Regions from separate parts of the Homo sapiens genome. Here all the other regions are linked to region 3. A link is a contact called in ENCODE Hi-C or POLR2A ChIA-PET data. All regions are on one chromosome and are shown on one strand. The core of a region is the stretch at or near the end of the contact, and the rest is flanking DNA. Distances in the headings are between cores, read along the strand shown.

Region 1 (2,700 bases), core at 3-2,502, 380 kb before region 3:
CTGGCTCCATCCTCCCCTCCCAGTTGGACACTGAAACCAATCACCACCACCTCCCCAAGCTCCAAATCTAATCCCAGATCCCAAAAGCATGGTGGTCACTGACTGAGTGATGGGTCCCTTTTGCACCCTCCTAAAAGCAACTGCAGCTGTTACCTTTCCTCTTTAGGGACACACCTCATTTCAGAAGGGGTATCAGCCAGGGGTATCAAGTGGTCATCTCCTCTCCCAAAGGAAGCACCCAACCTCCCCACTTCAACAGCCCCCACCAAGCTCCCAGATTAATTACTTACACCCAGCCAGTTCTCATCTTCCCCAGGGCCCCAGGGAAGGGTGGGGTGGAGAAGCTGACTCCCCCCAAGTTAATAAGGCACTGGTAGTGCCCCCGCTTCCATGAGATACAGATCCAGGATGAAAAATGGGGGGCATCCACCCAAGACAAGAAGGGGTTGGGGGGGAGCTCCATTTCATCTCCTAGCTCTCGCATCCTGGCTCCAAGGTGTCAGACAGGAGAAGAGGGTGGCAACAAACGCAGTAACGCCTCACAGGAGACGGGGTGAGAATAATGGGAGAGAGAAGTAAGGTGGACTCCGCAGTCCCCCTCCTCATGCACGGAAGTCAAGGACATAAAATCAAGGATGCGTTCGTAGCTATGGGGAGAAGCGCTCTGGGTGGACAGCACCCCTCACCTCAGAGTACCAAGAAAGGGGTGTCCAGCGAAGAGGGGTCTGCACAGAATCCGGGTGCAGGGCTCAAATGGCTCTGCAACGCAACATGCGCCGCCAGGGAAGGGGCAAATCAGACAACCCCGGCCGGTCTCCGAGCCATTTGGGGGCGCAGGGCGCGAGAAGGCGGGCCCCTCCCTTACCTGTAGGGAAGGCGCCCCTGTCTGGGAGGGGCAGGGAGGGGCGCGCGCAGCAACCCCGATGTCCCGCTCACGGGCTGCCGATGCTCCCGGGGGGCGCCGGCTGGCTCCCAGGGCCGGGAGGAAGGAAGGGGGGCGCGGAGCGCGGCGCGCGCGCTGGGAGCCCGCGGACAGAGACAGCAGGAGGAGGGGGCGCCGCCTCGCGTCCCGGGGTCCGGGGAAGATGGGATCTGGGCCGGGGCGGCGCGCTCACCCGCTGCGGCTCGAGCTCCGGCTTCGCGGGCGGCGGCGGCAGCAGCGGCGGCGGCAGCGGCGGCAGCACCTCCTCGACGGCTCCTCCATCTTTGCGGCGGCTCCTCCGGCTCCGCTCGCCGCCGCCACCAACAACAACATTCGGAGACGTCACTCCCGTCACGTGACCCGACCCGGAGCTAAAAATAGACCCAGACCCCCCCCCCAGCCCCCCCCGCCTTCCCCTTGCCCGCAGCCACCACCAACCCCTCCCCTGCCTCTCGGCCCTCCCCGCCGGGCGGGGCCAGCGACGCCATCGTGACAGCTCCTTAAAGGGCCAGTGCCCAGCACAGGGTTCGGCCGAGACGGGGTGGAAGGGAAGGGATCGGAACCCAGCGAGCAGGAGTGGAAGGATCGCTGCAGGGGCCGAGTATGGATGCTGGGGCTCAACCTTTGGATTGTAAAAGTTTCCTCCTTGCGCTCCCCGGACTTTCTTTTCAAAACGTGGATGGTGCAATCGTCGCTTGCCTAAGCTGCTCCCCTAACACGCCCTCCCGCGGTCGGGGAGGGGACCTGGGGATAGATTCCCAGGGGCTGGGAGGGCCACCGCAGCCTCTGCAGCGGGGCCTGGCTGCGGGTGGATGGTTCGGACAAGTCTCGAACTCGCCAGCTCTGACCGCACACACTGCATCCGTGCCAGGGAAAGAAAAGCCTGGGAAAGGCCAGGGTATGGCTGTAACACTCCAAGGCCTTCAAAAGGGCAGACCAGCAGACCAGGAGCCGGAAAGACTTCCCTGACTTTGGTGCCATCCACGCTACATCTCCTCTTGGTACACAGTATGAACATGTTTAATTAGACCTAGACAATTTGTCAATGACCCAGCAATTCCACTAACAAAAATGTATTCCAAATAAATAAACGTTGTTATGTTAAAAAATGAACATGAGATTGTTTGTAATGATGTGAAAAGTTGAAAACAACCTAAATATCCATCGATAGGGAATTGGCAAGCAAAGCAGGAGACATTCATTCAGTAAAATATTATCCAGACATTAAAAGTTTTATAGGGGACCGGGCATGGTGGCTCACGCCTGTAATCCCCGCACTTTGGGAGGCGGAGGCAGGCGGATAACCTGAGGTCAAGAGTTTGAGACCAGCCTGGCCATTATGGTAAAACCCCGTCTCTACTAAAAATACAAAAAAATTAGCCGGGCGTGGTGGCAGGCGCCTGTAATCCCACCTACTCAGGAGGCTGAGGCAGTAGAATCCCTTGAACCTGAGAGGCGGAGGTTGCAGTGAGCCAAGATCGTGCCATTGCACTCCAGCCTGGGCAACAAGAGTGAAACTCTGCCTCAAAAAAAAAAGTTTTAAAGGGGCCAGGTGCATTGGCTCTTGCCTGTCATCAATCCTAGCACTTTGGAGGCCGAGGCGGGAGGATTGCTTGAGCCCAGTTCAAGACCAGCCTGGGTAACATGGCGAGACACTGTCTGTATTTTAAAAAAGAGGCCGGGCGTGGGCCGGGCATGGTGGCTCACGCCCGTAATCCCAGCACTTTGGGAGGTCGAGGCTGGTGGATCACGAGGTCAGGATGTCGAGACCACCCTGG
Region 2 (2,700 bases), core at 148-2,647, 490 kb before region 3:
GGAGAATCGTTTGAACCTGGAAGGCGGAGGTTGCAGTGAGTTGAGACAGCGTCACTGCACTCCAGCCTGGGCGACGGAGAGAGACTCTGTTTCAAAAAACAACAACAAAAAAGAAAACTGGCAGGTCCTACCTGCCAGTAAGTGGCAGAACCCAGACACAATGTGTTTCTCCCTTCCCCACTCTCAGATCTGTAGACTCTAATCTTGGTGTTCTTTATTCTACATGGCATGGGATCTATGCCACAAAAACATTGATCTTGCTGCCCTGTAGCTGTTCACACATCTTCCTCCCCTAAGGGTCTGACAGTCTCTTCCTCAAGGACAGTGCCTTTGTCCAACCTTATCTCCAGCCTGCAGGGCCTGGCACAGGTTCTGGCTTAAATGCTATACTAACAGTAATTACATTTTCATAAAATTTATTTTATGAAAACTAGGTACTCTCCAAGGTCCTTTGTACCCCATGAGTCTGAGATTACTAAACTAACAGTTTAAAAGATTCTGGGAACCAGGTGACCGGGGTTCTGGTCCCACCAGTATCCTGTATTGTGGCTTTGGGAAAGTCTGTTTCCCATCTCTAGACCTCAGTTTCCACACTTTGAAGAGGAAGTTTGTGTGGTCTCTAAGATCCATTTCTGCGCTCTGTAATCTCCATAAGCCAAGGGGTTCGAACCTCCCAGGCTTCACACTGTGCAGCTGGCCAGCACCATTCATCGCCCACCAACAGCCCTGGGCATTGGCCTCTGATTCCCCGTCACCCAGAGGGAAGACCCTTTTGGGGCCGAGGCGCTCACCTTCAGCCAGTCCCCGTAGTGGACGTAGCCCCCGATGTAGGCGGCGTAGGTGCTAATGGCCAATTGGAGTGCGGCCCCCAGCGCGAACCAGCGCCGCTTCACGCCAAAGGACATGAAACTAGCGCACAGCACGGCTGCCCCCATGTCGAAATACAGGTAAGGCACTGGGATGTCGGGCTTCCTGCGAGCCGGGAGTGGGGAAGCAACGAGGACAGAATGAAGCGGTGGGGGAAGAAGCTTGAGACCCCTTGAGTTCCCACAGGCTCCACTGCTCCCCCAAACCAGACTCCCCTCCCATGGGCAGGACCGCCCTACCAGATTTGGTCCGACACCCAGACCAGAACCCCTCCCAGGGAGGTCCCAATTCCTCCCAGTTCAAGGGTCCCGACTTCTAGCCCCCAATTTCTTGCCCACATCACCGCCCCCTGCCGCGTTTAGCGGCTGCGTAGGCCTGCTCACCGGCGTGCCTCAGCCCTCTCAGCGTACAGCATGAGCTGGCTGAAGCAGCCCCAAAAGGGGCAGCGTGTGAGCAGCACCGAACCCAACTGCATGATCAGCTGCAACATCCACCGTCTCGAACCTATCTTCGACGCCATCTTGGGAAAGGGCAGTCCGCTGCGGCCTCACCCCAGTCAGAGAAGCAGGCGCGGGGATGGGACACGCAGCTTCCGGGTCAAGCGCTTTTTCTTTTTCCTCCCGGAAACAACGGTGTCATTCTCTAGTTCCGGATCTAAGGTGACCCAGTTGCGAAGTCCAGCCTTCTCGTCTGCTCATGGAGCCTTCAGGGCCATATTTGTCCCTGCGAATTTGAAAACTAGACTAGAGGAAGGAACAGTGGGTTCAGGATAGCAGAAGTCTTGGACCGTAGTATGATGTATTGAAGCAAACTGGTCTTTGAATGCAGCCCGATCAGGGCCCTAATCCTGATTCCAACCCTGTGTGATTCTGGGCACATCACCTAAACTTTATGAGACTCATCATGAAATGGGGATAATTACACCTACCTCAGAGTTGTGAACTTTTTTTTTCTTTTTTTTTTGTTTTGTTTTGTTTTTGAGACGGAGTCTCACTCTGTCGCCTAGGCTGGAGTGCAATGGCACGATCTTGGCTCACTGTAACCTCCGCAACCTGGGTTCAAGCGATTCTCCTGCCTCAGCCTCCTGAGTAGCTGAGACTACAGGCTCTCGCCACCACGCCCGGCTAATTTTTTGTATTTTTAGTAGAGACGGAGTTTCACCGTCTTAGCCAGGATGGTCTCGATCTCCTGACTTCGTGATCCGCCCGCCTCGGCCTCCCAAAGTGCTGGGATTACAGGCATGAGCCACCGCGCCAGGCCAGAGTTGTGAACTTTAAATGTGACAAGGTCGGTCCTAGTACATAGTAGTGGTTCAATAAATGATACACATAACGCACCAGAGGAAACCCCCGTTTCTGTTAAGATCAAAGTAAGGGGTCCTCCTGGCTCAAAGTCACCTCTTTGGGTTTGCCTTTTGCCTGTGCCCTGAGAGAAAAAGGAGATCTGAACATCTGGGACATCTCAAGTCAGTCCATTTCTCCAGCTGCCATGCTCCCGCTGTAACCCAAATTGTCATACTTTGTCAGTTTAATTGCAGCAGACATCCAGGTGGTCTCTGCATTCCCCTCCAGTGTGTTCTCAGCCCCTTCTCCCACGCCCCACCCGTTTATATGTTCTCATAACATCAGCTACCTTCCTTTGAATCACTTGGCACGGTGGCAATTAGATAGATAGATAGATATAGATACACACGCACACACACACACACACACATATATATATATCTGCTTTACATATATATGCTTTTTTTTTATTTTTGAGACAGGGTCTCACTGTGTCACCCAGGCTGGAGTGCAGTGGTGCGATCTTGGCTCACTACAGCCTACACCTCCC
Region 3 (2,700 bases), core at 152-2,651:
TATATCCTTAGAACATCCTGAGACTCTCCTGTATTGTGCTGCAGCTATACAGCAGGCGCATGATCACAAGGCTTTTTAACAGCCCCCAGATCCCTTACTGCTGCAAAACTTCTCATAAGCGTTCTATGTACTAGACTGTTAACAGTGCTGAGTTAAAATTGTTAAACTGCTTTACCTATTTATTTACCAATCCTATCATCTCAGGGAATTCAAACTCTTTAAACTGCCTTCTGAAACACATCTAGAGTGCTTTCGTACTGCTTTGAGTAGGATCTGCAGCGGGATAAAAACTTGAGTTCTGAGATTCATCCCGACCCAAATTGCAGTTGCCAGGATATGCGGTAGTAATGCAGTGTTTTTTTTTTTTTTTTGAGACTCTACGGATGTATTTTACCTAGAAATAGCCAATCTCTACTAAATCCCTTTTAGTCTTCGAGATTTCCGCGGTAACAATTTCAACAGAAAGGTATTTTCAACAGCGAAAAAACAAGTTATTCTAATTTGGCCTTTATTTTTTACTCAATAGAGCTTGCCATCGTAAGGGCATTTTTCCATACTAACATTTGCAATTGAAGAAAGAAAAATCAAGCTTTTGGCACTAGTGACCCCATGCGTGGACGGCCTATTATCATCACGCTTCTCACAAATCTTTCGAGATAGGATTTGAGGTTAGGCTCACATCGGATCATAGTCCAGTAACTTACTGCTTTCCAAGCCCAATTAACAGCCTAATAACAGCAACACTTATGCCCCGCGAAATCTCAATGTATGACTAACCAATAAGGCGTCTGATAGCGAAGGCAACCTTTTCCCAGGTAAGGAAGAGGAAAAGCAGACAATGAAAGGAATTGATTTATCACAGTGAAGAAAGAAAAGAGAAGGACCCCAAAAGGATCCGTGAGAGCAAAATCCCGGGGTTCGGAAGCCTTGGCCTCAGCAATACTCTCCCCCAAGCCCTCTCAGCCCAACCCAACCACCCCTCTTGTCCCCTGGGAGCCAGCCCTTCGCCGGCACAGATCGGGCAGACCTGGAGGGCACAGCCCCTCACACGGCGCTCAGGCCCGGTTCCGAAATCCGATGCCAAACAGGCGGAAGCCGCAAGCCCCGCGGCCTGAGTTTCAGGGGTAAGAGAATGCGGGTGCGAGGAGATGCGGCCTCCCTCAAGCCGGGAGGCCTCTTGAGAAAGCAGAGACGGGAGAAGAGCGAGCTGGTTCGCAAGTCGGAGCAAAACTGGAAGGAAAGAGGGCTGGGAGCCGGAGATGAAGGAGGTTCTGGGCTAGACCAGCGCCTTCCCCGCATCCTCGGCGACGCCCGTGTTTACCTGAAAGTCTCGGTCTTCGTTGAAGCGGGAGAAGCGGTCCGCCATTTTGCCGCCTTCACTCCTCTCAGGACGACGCTCTCCGGTTCGCTCCTTCCCTCCTGCGACACCCACCCCTCCCCGGTTCCCCGCCTCCTCCCACGCCCACCGGGCGCGCGCAGCCGAGGGAGGGAGCGAGAATGCGCGTCCTGACGGGAGCCCCGCGGCGCAGGCGCCTGCCAGCCCTGGAGGCTGACCCTTCCCTCTAGCCCCTGCTCCGCGCGCGACCCGGAGCGACCCCGGTGGCCGCGCGTGCGCACTCCCGCCCGAGAGCCGCGAGAGCTTCCGGAGGGAAAGGTCAGAGGGGGCACCGTGCGGACAAATCTGGATGTTTTGCTGTTGCTCACTTCCGGGTGTCTTTTCTCACTGTTGCTTCCCCGTGTGCGCAGAAGTCCATCGTCTTCACTAAATAGCAGCATAATGTTGGGCCGAAAGCGCGACCTTAGAGCCAGACTGCTTAGCTTCGAATCTCAGCTCACCCTGAGGATTCAACGGTGAACGAGACAGGAATGATCTCCTCTTATGGGGATTTCATTCCAGTGGAAGAACTCACATAACTCGTAAAATAAATATTTTTAAATATCAACAAGTGCCACAAAAAAGTAAAACTGGCCACAGTGCTGAGAGGGACAGTCTCTGAAAGGACCTTTGACCGAGGCACAGCGAGGAGCCTACAGCATTGGGGCATAGGGAACGTTAGACCCAAAGGCCCAAAGACTGCAAGGAGCTTGACTTCGAGCCATCCTTTGAGAGAAGTATTTCACAAGGGACCGAAGTTGATCCAGATCGACTAAAGCTCTCTGGGCTTCAGTTTCCTTTTTATACAATAGGGAAATTGGATTCAGTAATCTCTGATGCTCCTGCCTAGCGCTGACTATGAGAGTCAAGAATCGGATTTTTCCATCCCTTCTGAGGACCTCACCCAGTGCTCCAGGACTCTTAGCCAAAATACATAAAACACATAGAAGGGTGGCAGGACTTCTCTCCTTTTGAAAAGAGTAGTTGACAGAAATCACACAATGGAAAAATGGGTCTTACCCTGCCCTGAAAGAGTCAAATGGAATGTAATTTTTTGAGGAAGGGTGTGTATTTTCTAGCTGTTACCCTTTGCCCCACCCATGCTTCAGCCTACGCTTCCATCTAAGGGGAGGCAGGGCACACAGAATTCAAACATTGTATTCTTTTTTTTTTTTTTTTTTTGAGACGGAGTCTCGCACTGTCGCCGGAGTACAGTGGCGCAATCTCGGCTCACTGCAACCTCCGCCTCCCAGGTTCAAGAGATTCTCCTGCCTCAGCCACCCTAGTAGCTGGGATTACAGGCGCCCACCACTAAGCCCAGCTCA
Region 4 (2,700 bases), core at 3-2,502, 270 kb after region 3:
GTGGGTTGGAGGGGAGCAGCCAGCAGCACCTCCCCTCGCCCTATCCAGGTTCTACCTGCCCCGCAAGTTCTCGCGCTGTAGCATCGACGAGTACAACCAGTTTCTGCAGGAGGGTGGTGGCAGCTGCCTCTTCAACAAGCCCCTCAAGGTACCAGCCCCGCGGCGGGGAGCATGGGAGCGGGCCCTGGGCGGGGTCCGGGCCAGACTCCCGACCTGTCCTCCCGGTCCAGCTCCTGGACCCCCCAGAGTGCGGGAACGGCTTCGTGGAGGCAGGGGAGGAGTGCGACTGCGGCTCGGTGCAGGTGAGCGGTGGTGCGGGCGCCAGGTGGGGAACCGGGATGCGGGGGTGGGCACGAGGGAGCGTCTGAGTGGGAGGATTAGGGCTCGCCCGCCTCCTTCCCCTCCTCCCGCGTCCCTCAGGAGTGCAGCCGCGCAGGTGGCAACTGCTGCAAGAAATGCACCCTGACTCACGACGCCATGTGCAGCGACGGGCTCTGCTGTCGCCGCTGCAAGGTAAGCAGGACCGGCCGGGAGGCGGGGCCAGGACGCAGGAGGAGCGATTGGAGGCCTTCATATAAGGGGTGGGAGCTAGGGAGGGAAGCGGAGCCTTCGGGGACGAAGGCCTCTGGGGCAGGGCTTGATGCGAAGACAGCGCCAATGGGGAGCAAGGGGCGGGGCTGAAGGATGTTGAAGGCGGGGCTACGAGGAGCGGGAAGGGAAGGCTGCCCAGAATCAAGGAGGGGCGGGAAGGTGGGCGGGCTTGGGGGCGGTGCTGAGTGCGCTGGGAGCGAGGTGGGGAGCGTTCAAGAGGTGGTGGGAGCAGGGAAATAAGAACAGGCCTGAAACGGGGCCCTGGGGAGCTGGAGGGCCCGGGGATGTGGGGGTCCAGAGAGCGAGGGGCCTGGGGAGGGCAGGGCCGAGGCATCCATCCTGCCTGACTCGAGGAGCGCGTCTCTTCCCTAGTACGAACCACGGGGTGTGTCCTGCCGAGAGGCCGTGAACGAGTGCGACATCGCGGAGACCTGCACCGGGGACTCTAGCCAGGTCCGCCCGGCCCCGCCGTCTTGTGGAGCCCTGGGCGAGGCAACCCCTACCCTTGTCGATTTGGTTTTCCCGGACGAGTGCTCAGCACTCCCCTCCTCTCCACAGCTGGCATCGACCTCCACTGATCAGACTGTTTTCTTATCTGAGAAAGGGGTTCTTCATGCTCCTGGCCTTGTTCCTTCAATCATTAAACCAGAATGTATCGTCTGGCTGGTATTCCCAGCGCCTGGCCCGGTGCCTGGTGTAGGTTAGGGATCAGAGTAGACGATAATATTAGTTAACATCTATTACAACCTAATTACATGCCAGGCATTTATCTCCCAGCCCTACGAGGGAGGGAGGCTGGAGCGGCTCTGGGGCTTGCAAATCCGTGTGGTCTGGGTCCAGAACCAGACAGATCGCTTGTCCTAGGCGTGGAAGAGCCCTGTGGCATGAGCCCCCAATGGGGGGCACTTGGTACCCCAGCATTCCTCCCTGGGGCAGCCCTCAGCTCCAGTCCTGGGACTGCTCCGCTCAACCCCACCCCTCTCTCCACAGTGCCCGCCTAACCTGCACAAGCTGGACGGTTACTACTGTGACCATGAGCAGGTATGATGGCTGCCCCCTGAGCCTGGGATTCAGGGCAGTCTCTTGTCTCCACTCTGACCACTCAGCATCTCCATCCCTTGCCTCTTAATTCTTGGACTCTCAGGGCCGCTGCTACGGAGGTCGCTGCAAAACCCGGGACCGGCAGTGCCAGGTTCTTTGGGGCCATGGTGAGTCTGGCTAGGGCTGGGAGTGGGGACTCCGGAGGACCCAGAGCTGAGAAGCTGGGGAGAGTGGGTTCCAGCTGAACAGGCCCCCAAGTGTGTAGCTCCCCAGGATCTCAGGGACCCAGGCAGAGTGTGGGAGATGCAGGCCTGAGGTCTTGGGGTGGGTCCTGGGGCGCGTGGGGTCACTTGGCATCCTCTCCCCACAGCGGCTGCTGATCGCTTCTGCTACGAGAAGCTGAATGTGGAGGGGACGGAGCGTGGGAGCTGTGGGCGCAAGGGATCTGGCTGGGTCCAGTGCAGTAAGCAGTGAGTACTGAGGCTCCCAGAGGGCCTCTCAGCTCCAGGGCAGGTGTGAGACTTTTCAGAGATGGGGCAGCAGGTTCTCCCAGGAGGAGCCTGTCAGTCCCAATGGGCGGGCACGTGGCAAATGAGGTGGCAGGGTGCAGGGTGAGGGCAGATTAGAGTTCAGTAGTTGAGTCTGAGGTCAAACTTGGGGCTCACTGTCTCTATATGCCCCAACAGGGACGTGCTGTGTGGCTTCCTCCTCTGTGTCAACATCTCTGGAGCTCCTCGGCTAGGGGACCTGGTGGGAGACATCAGTAGTGTCACCTTCTACCACCAGGGCAAGGAGCTGGACTGCAGGTGCTGGCCAGGACCAAGACTAGGGAGGGGAGGTTGCAGCTGTGCTGGGGGTTAGGAGACAGGGGGCTGAGGCTGGCTGTGTCACTTCCCCAGGGGAGGCCACGTGCAGCTGGCGGACGGCTCTGACCTGAGCTATGTGGAGGATGGCACAGCCTGCGGGCCTAACATGTTGTGCCTGGACCATCGCTGCCTGCCAGCTTCTGCCTTCAACTTCAGCACCTGCCCCGGCAGTGGGGAGCGCCGGATTTGCTCCCACCACGGG
Region 5 (2,700 bases), core at 165-2,664, 440 kb before region 3:
ACCCCATCTCTGTTAAAAAAAAACATATACAAAAATTAGCTGGGCGTGGTGGCGCGTGCCCGTAATCCCAGCTACTCCGGAGGCTGAGGCAGGAGAATCGCTCGAACCAGGGAGTCGGAGGTTGCAGTGAGCCGAGATTGCGCCACCGCACTCCATCCTAGCGACAGAGCGAGACTCCATCTTAAAAAAAAAAAAAAAAAAAAGATGCCATAAAAAATTACTCCTCCAAAAAAAAATTCCAATAAACCCACCTGTGGCTCACATAAAAAGGGAAGCCGTGGCACATTTATCCCAACAAGGAAGTGTTTCATTTCCAAGACTGAGTTTCCTGGAGTAATTCAGAAGTCACTTCCACCCCAAAGAAGCAGGCCACCTTTTCCAATCAGTTTAACATTGCTACTTTCAAAAGGGAGGCTGCTACTACGTAAAAGGACTCCATGTGCTGGACTGATCAAGGCAGCATGAGAACTTCACTCTTTCACCTGTAACTCACACATCCCCAAACCACATAAGCCCCTGGCAAGCCCTCTCTGGAACAGGTTTCCAGTGCAAACATCCCCTAAACAGCAACTTCCAAATGACCGAGAAGCCTAAAAATCAGCACAGCCCCCCCACCACACATACACACGCATCAGCGAAACAAGCCACTATCCCTAGCTCAGATACAAACTCTGCCCTGAACTTACTCTCCCCCAAAACAGGCAAGGACCAATTTGGTCACCATCCCACCGCCCTTCCTTGGACGAAATCCCATCAGTGCACATGCCCTCCTAAATTCCATACCTTTGCCCTACCAGCAGTTCCTTACCCTAAACACCCCTCCCCATAATATTTCACCCGCCCCTCCTTTCCATCCGGGCTCCAATCCATCAGCCCCCTCCCACCACCACCCCCTCTCCTAATTACTGTGTCCCCTCTCATAACGTTCCCCCCAAAAAGCCATCCCCGTGTCAAGCCCTCCTCCACCCACTGATCCTCGGTAAAGCCCCAGCTCCCGCAAAGAGAGAGAGACAGGATCCCCAAAGCTGACCGAAGGGCCCGCGGGAGGGGGAGGGGAGCTCAGGGCCGTGCGCATGCGCCCCGGGCGCCGCGGTAGCCGGTCGCCCCTAGGCCCGGAGAGAGCCCCAGCCGCCGCCGTCGTCCCCCACCCCCCGACCACCGCACCTACACGCCGGCCCGGACTCGGGCTTCACGCAGGGAAGGATACTTAAAGCCAGCATTTTGGATTGGTAGTCAAAGGCTACCACCTCGCCCTGCAGCCGCTGCTCCTGGCACGTCCGGCACGACACCTGGCTCCCAACGCTGAAGTACTCGCCCGGAGGAGCCGCCATCTTGGGAGTGCAGCCGCGGCCGGCGGCGGCGGCGGCAGCAGCGGGCGAAAGCCGGGCCCCCAGTGAGCGCCGCGACGCGACGGCGCGCACGGAGCGTGCTTGCGTCACACGCCGGGGCGTGGCCTGGCGCTGGTTGGGGCGGGATCCTAGGTGGAGTGGGAAAGAAGAGGAAATAAAGGGGAATCTGAAAAGTATTTGTATAGCTGCGTCCGCTCGGTTAAGTGCTTGTAGAGTCCATTTTAGAAGTTAAGGATAAATGACCTACGTGGAATGAAAAGGGGAAAGAGGAGGGAGCTGCAGTCTCCATTATATGCACACCTTCCACACAAGAGTTTAATGAATGAATTTTATAAAATATGTTAACCCCATTTTGCATATGAGGAATCAGAGCCTCAGAGGACTTAACGATACTTGGACAAGATGATTATAAGGCTGGGAGCGGTGGCTCACGCCTGTAATCCCAGCACTTTGGGAGGCCGAGGCGGGTGGATCACCTGAGGTCAGGGGTTCGAGACCAGCCTGGCCAACATGGTGAAACCCCGTCTCTACTAAAAATACAAAAATTAGCCGGGTACGGTGGCGCGTGCCTGTAATCCCAGCTACTAGGGGGACTGAGGCTGGAGGATCTCTTGAACCTGGAAGGCGGAGGTTGCACTGAGCCAAGATTGTGCCACTGCACTCTAGCCTGGGCAACAGAGCGAGACTCTGTCTCAAAACAAACAAACAAACAAAAAAAGATGATTATAACTACTGAGTGATAGTGGAAAGAACATTGGCTGTGGAGTTAGATAAGCTGGAACCAGAATCCGAGGTCAGCCTCTTACTAAATCACCTGACCTTGAGCAAGCAAATTACCTGATCCTGTTTCTTCATAGGCATTTGTATTGTCACTTCTTGAGCATCTAACAGCCCTTTGAGGTAGGAATCAATGTCCTCCTTTTACATAAACTAAGTTTTAGACTAAACTTGTCCACGGTTCCACAACTAGCAAAAACAGTCTGCCTATTTCCAAGGACGGTGCTATTTACTGCTATACTCTGTTACATAATAATACCTACCTCATAGTTAGGAGGTTTAAATGCGGTAACGGGTATAAGTGCATGGCATGTACTAGGTCTTTAATAAATGGTAGTTCCCCCTTAGTCACCCATCACTCTTAGAAGTCAAGACACTTCCCCTTCTCCCTTTTTGCCCTCTCTCCCAGAAAGCCAGGCAAAAGGCAGGAATGAGGAGCAGCGGATAGTGACAAAAAGGGGCTTGGAGGAGGGGTTTTGCGCCCCTGCCCTTGAATGTCCGTCTGATGTACAAAACAGTCGTTTTCTTAATCTTATGCAAAGGACTATGAGCGTGCATTTTCAAGCCCTACTAC

Evidence for each region. Hi-C counts contacts between places; a loop is a spot of excess contacts on that map. ChIA-PET counts read pairs that join two places held with the same protein, here RNA polymerase II (POLR2A). Pooled maps may share reads with other maps.
Region 1: a loop to region 3 is called in a map of naive thymus-derived CD4-positive, alpha-beta T cell, with 17 times the contacts of the local background. The contact joins the promoter of HDAC5 here to the promoter of GPATCH8 in region 3. A Hi-C loop is called at or near these places in 1 of 168 maps with a recorded cell type or tissue (naive thymus-derived CD4-positive, alpha-beta T cell), 1 of 37 single-sample maps with no recorded cell type and 10 of 50 pooled maps. POLR2A ChIA-PET finds 5 or more read pairs at or near these places in 3 of 52 experiments (MCF 10A, Panc1 and naive thymus-derived CD4-positive, alpha-beta T cell).
Region 2: a loop to region 3 is called in a map of CD4-positive, alpha-beta T cell, with 10 times the contacts of the local background. The contact joins the promoter of TMEM101 here to the promoter of GPATCH8 in region 3. A Hi-C loop is called at or near these places in 4 of 168 maps with a recorded cell type or tissue (CD4-positive, alpha-beta T cell, CD4-positive, alpha-beta memory T cell, CD8-positive, alpha-beta T cell and 1 more), 1 of 37 single-sample maps with no recorded cell type and 11 of 50 pooled maps. POLR2A ChIA-PET finds 5 or more read pairs at or near these places in 1 of 52 experiments (H1).
Region 4: a map of B cell shows a loop between it and region 3 (28-fold over the local background). The contact joins the enhancer-like site here to the promoter of GPATCH8 in region 3. A Hi-C loop is called at or near these places in 2 of 168 maps with a recorded cell type or tissue (B cell and naive thymus-derived CD4-positive, alpha-beta T cell) and 8 of 50 pooled maps. POLR2A ChIA-PET finds 5 or more read pairs at or near these places in 5 of 52 experiments (WTC11, activated B cell, activated CD4-positive, alpha-beta T cell and 2 more).
Region 5: a loop to region 3 is called in a map of CD14-positive monocyte, with 7 times the contacts of the local background. The contact joins the promoter of LSM12 here to the promoter of GPATCH8 in region 3. A Hi-C loop is called at or near these places in 1 of 168 maps with a recorded cell type or tissue (CD14-positive monocyte), 5 of 37 single-sample maps with no recorded cell type and 12 of 50 pooled maps. POLR2A ChIA-PET finds 5 or more read pairs at or near these places in 3 of 52 experiments (HEK293T, activated CD4-positive, alpha-beta T cell and activated T-cell).

What each region holds. Positions count from the first base shown.
Region 1 is chr17:44,122,389-44,125,088 of GRCh38, forward strand. It overlaps HDAC5 (histone deacetylase 5), which reads right to left and starts at 1,253. Exons shown (of 27, transcript NM_005474.5): 1 at 1,116-1,253. RefSeq lists silencers at 945-1,084, 1,135-1,234, 1,305-1,364 and an enhancer at 1,455-1,614.
Region 2 is chr17:44,013,566-44,016,265 of GRCh38, forward strand. It overlaps TMEM101 (transmembrane protein 101), which reads right to left and starts at 1,398. Exons shown (of 4, transcript NM_032376.4): 1 at 1,251-1,398; 2 at 792-972. The coding sequence starts at 1,387. RefSeq lists an enhancer at 541-1,740.
Region 3 is chr17:44,502,005-44,504,704 of GRCh38, forward strand. GPATCH8 (G-patch domain containing 8) reads right to left here and starts at 1,402. Exons shown (of 8, transcript NM_001002909.4): 1 at 1,322-1,402. The coding sequence starts at 1,366. RefSeq lists an enhancer at 1,136-1,235 and a silencer at 1,336-1,685.
Region 4 is chr17:44,775,164-44,777,863 of GRCh38, forward strand. ADAM11 (ADAM metallopeptidase domain 11) reads left to right here. Exons shown (of 27, transcript NM_002390.6): 15 at 49-148; 16 at 231-302; 17 at 421-513; 18 at 964-1,044; 19 at 1,582-1,632; 20 at 1,736-1,799; 21 at 2,003-2,102; 22 at 2,319-2,438; 23 at 2,532-2,700. Among named protein-coding and RNA genes, the nearest start is that of ADAM11, 18 kb to the left of the region's middle. RefSeq lists a silencer at 728-1,047 and an enhancer at 885-1,385. Within about 2 kb of position 1,253, at least 9 of the 41 ENCODE cell types and tissues checked have a DNase peak (open chromatin) inside an H3K27ac peak, as active enhancers do.
Region 5 is chr17:44,065,257-44,067,956 of GRCh38, forward strand. LSM12 (LSM12 homolog) reads right to left here and starts at 1,415. Exons shown (of 5, transcript NM_001371445.1): 1 at 1,208-1,415. The coding sequence starts at 1,331. RefSeq lists silencers at 948-1,087, 1,378-1,497.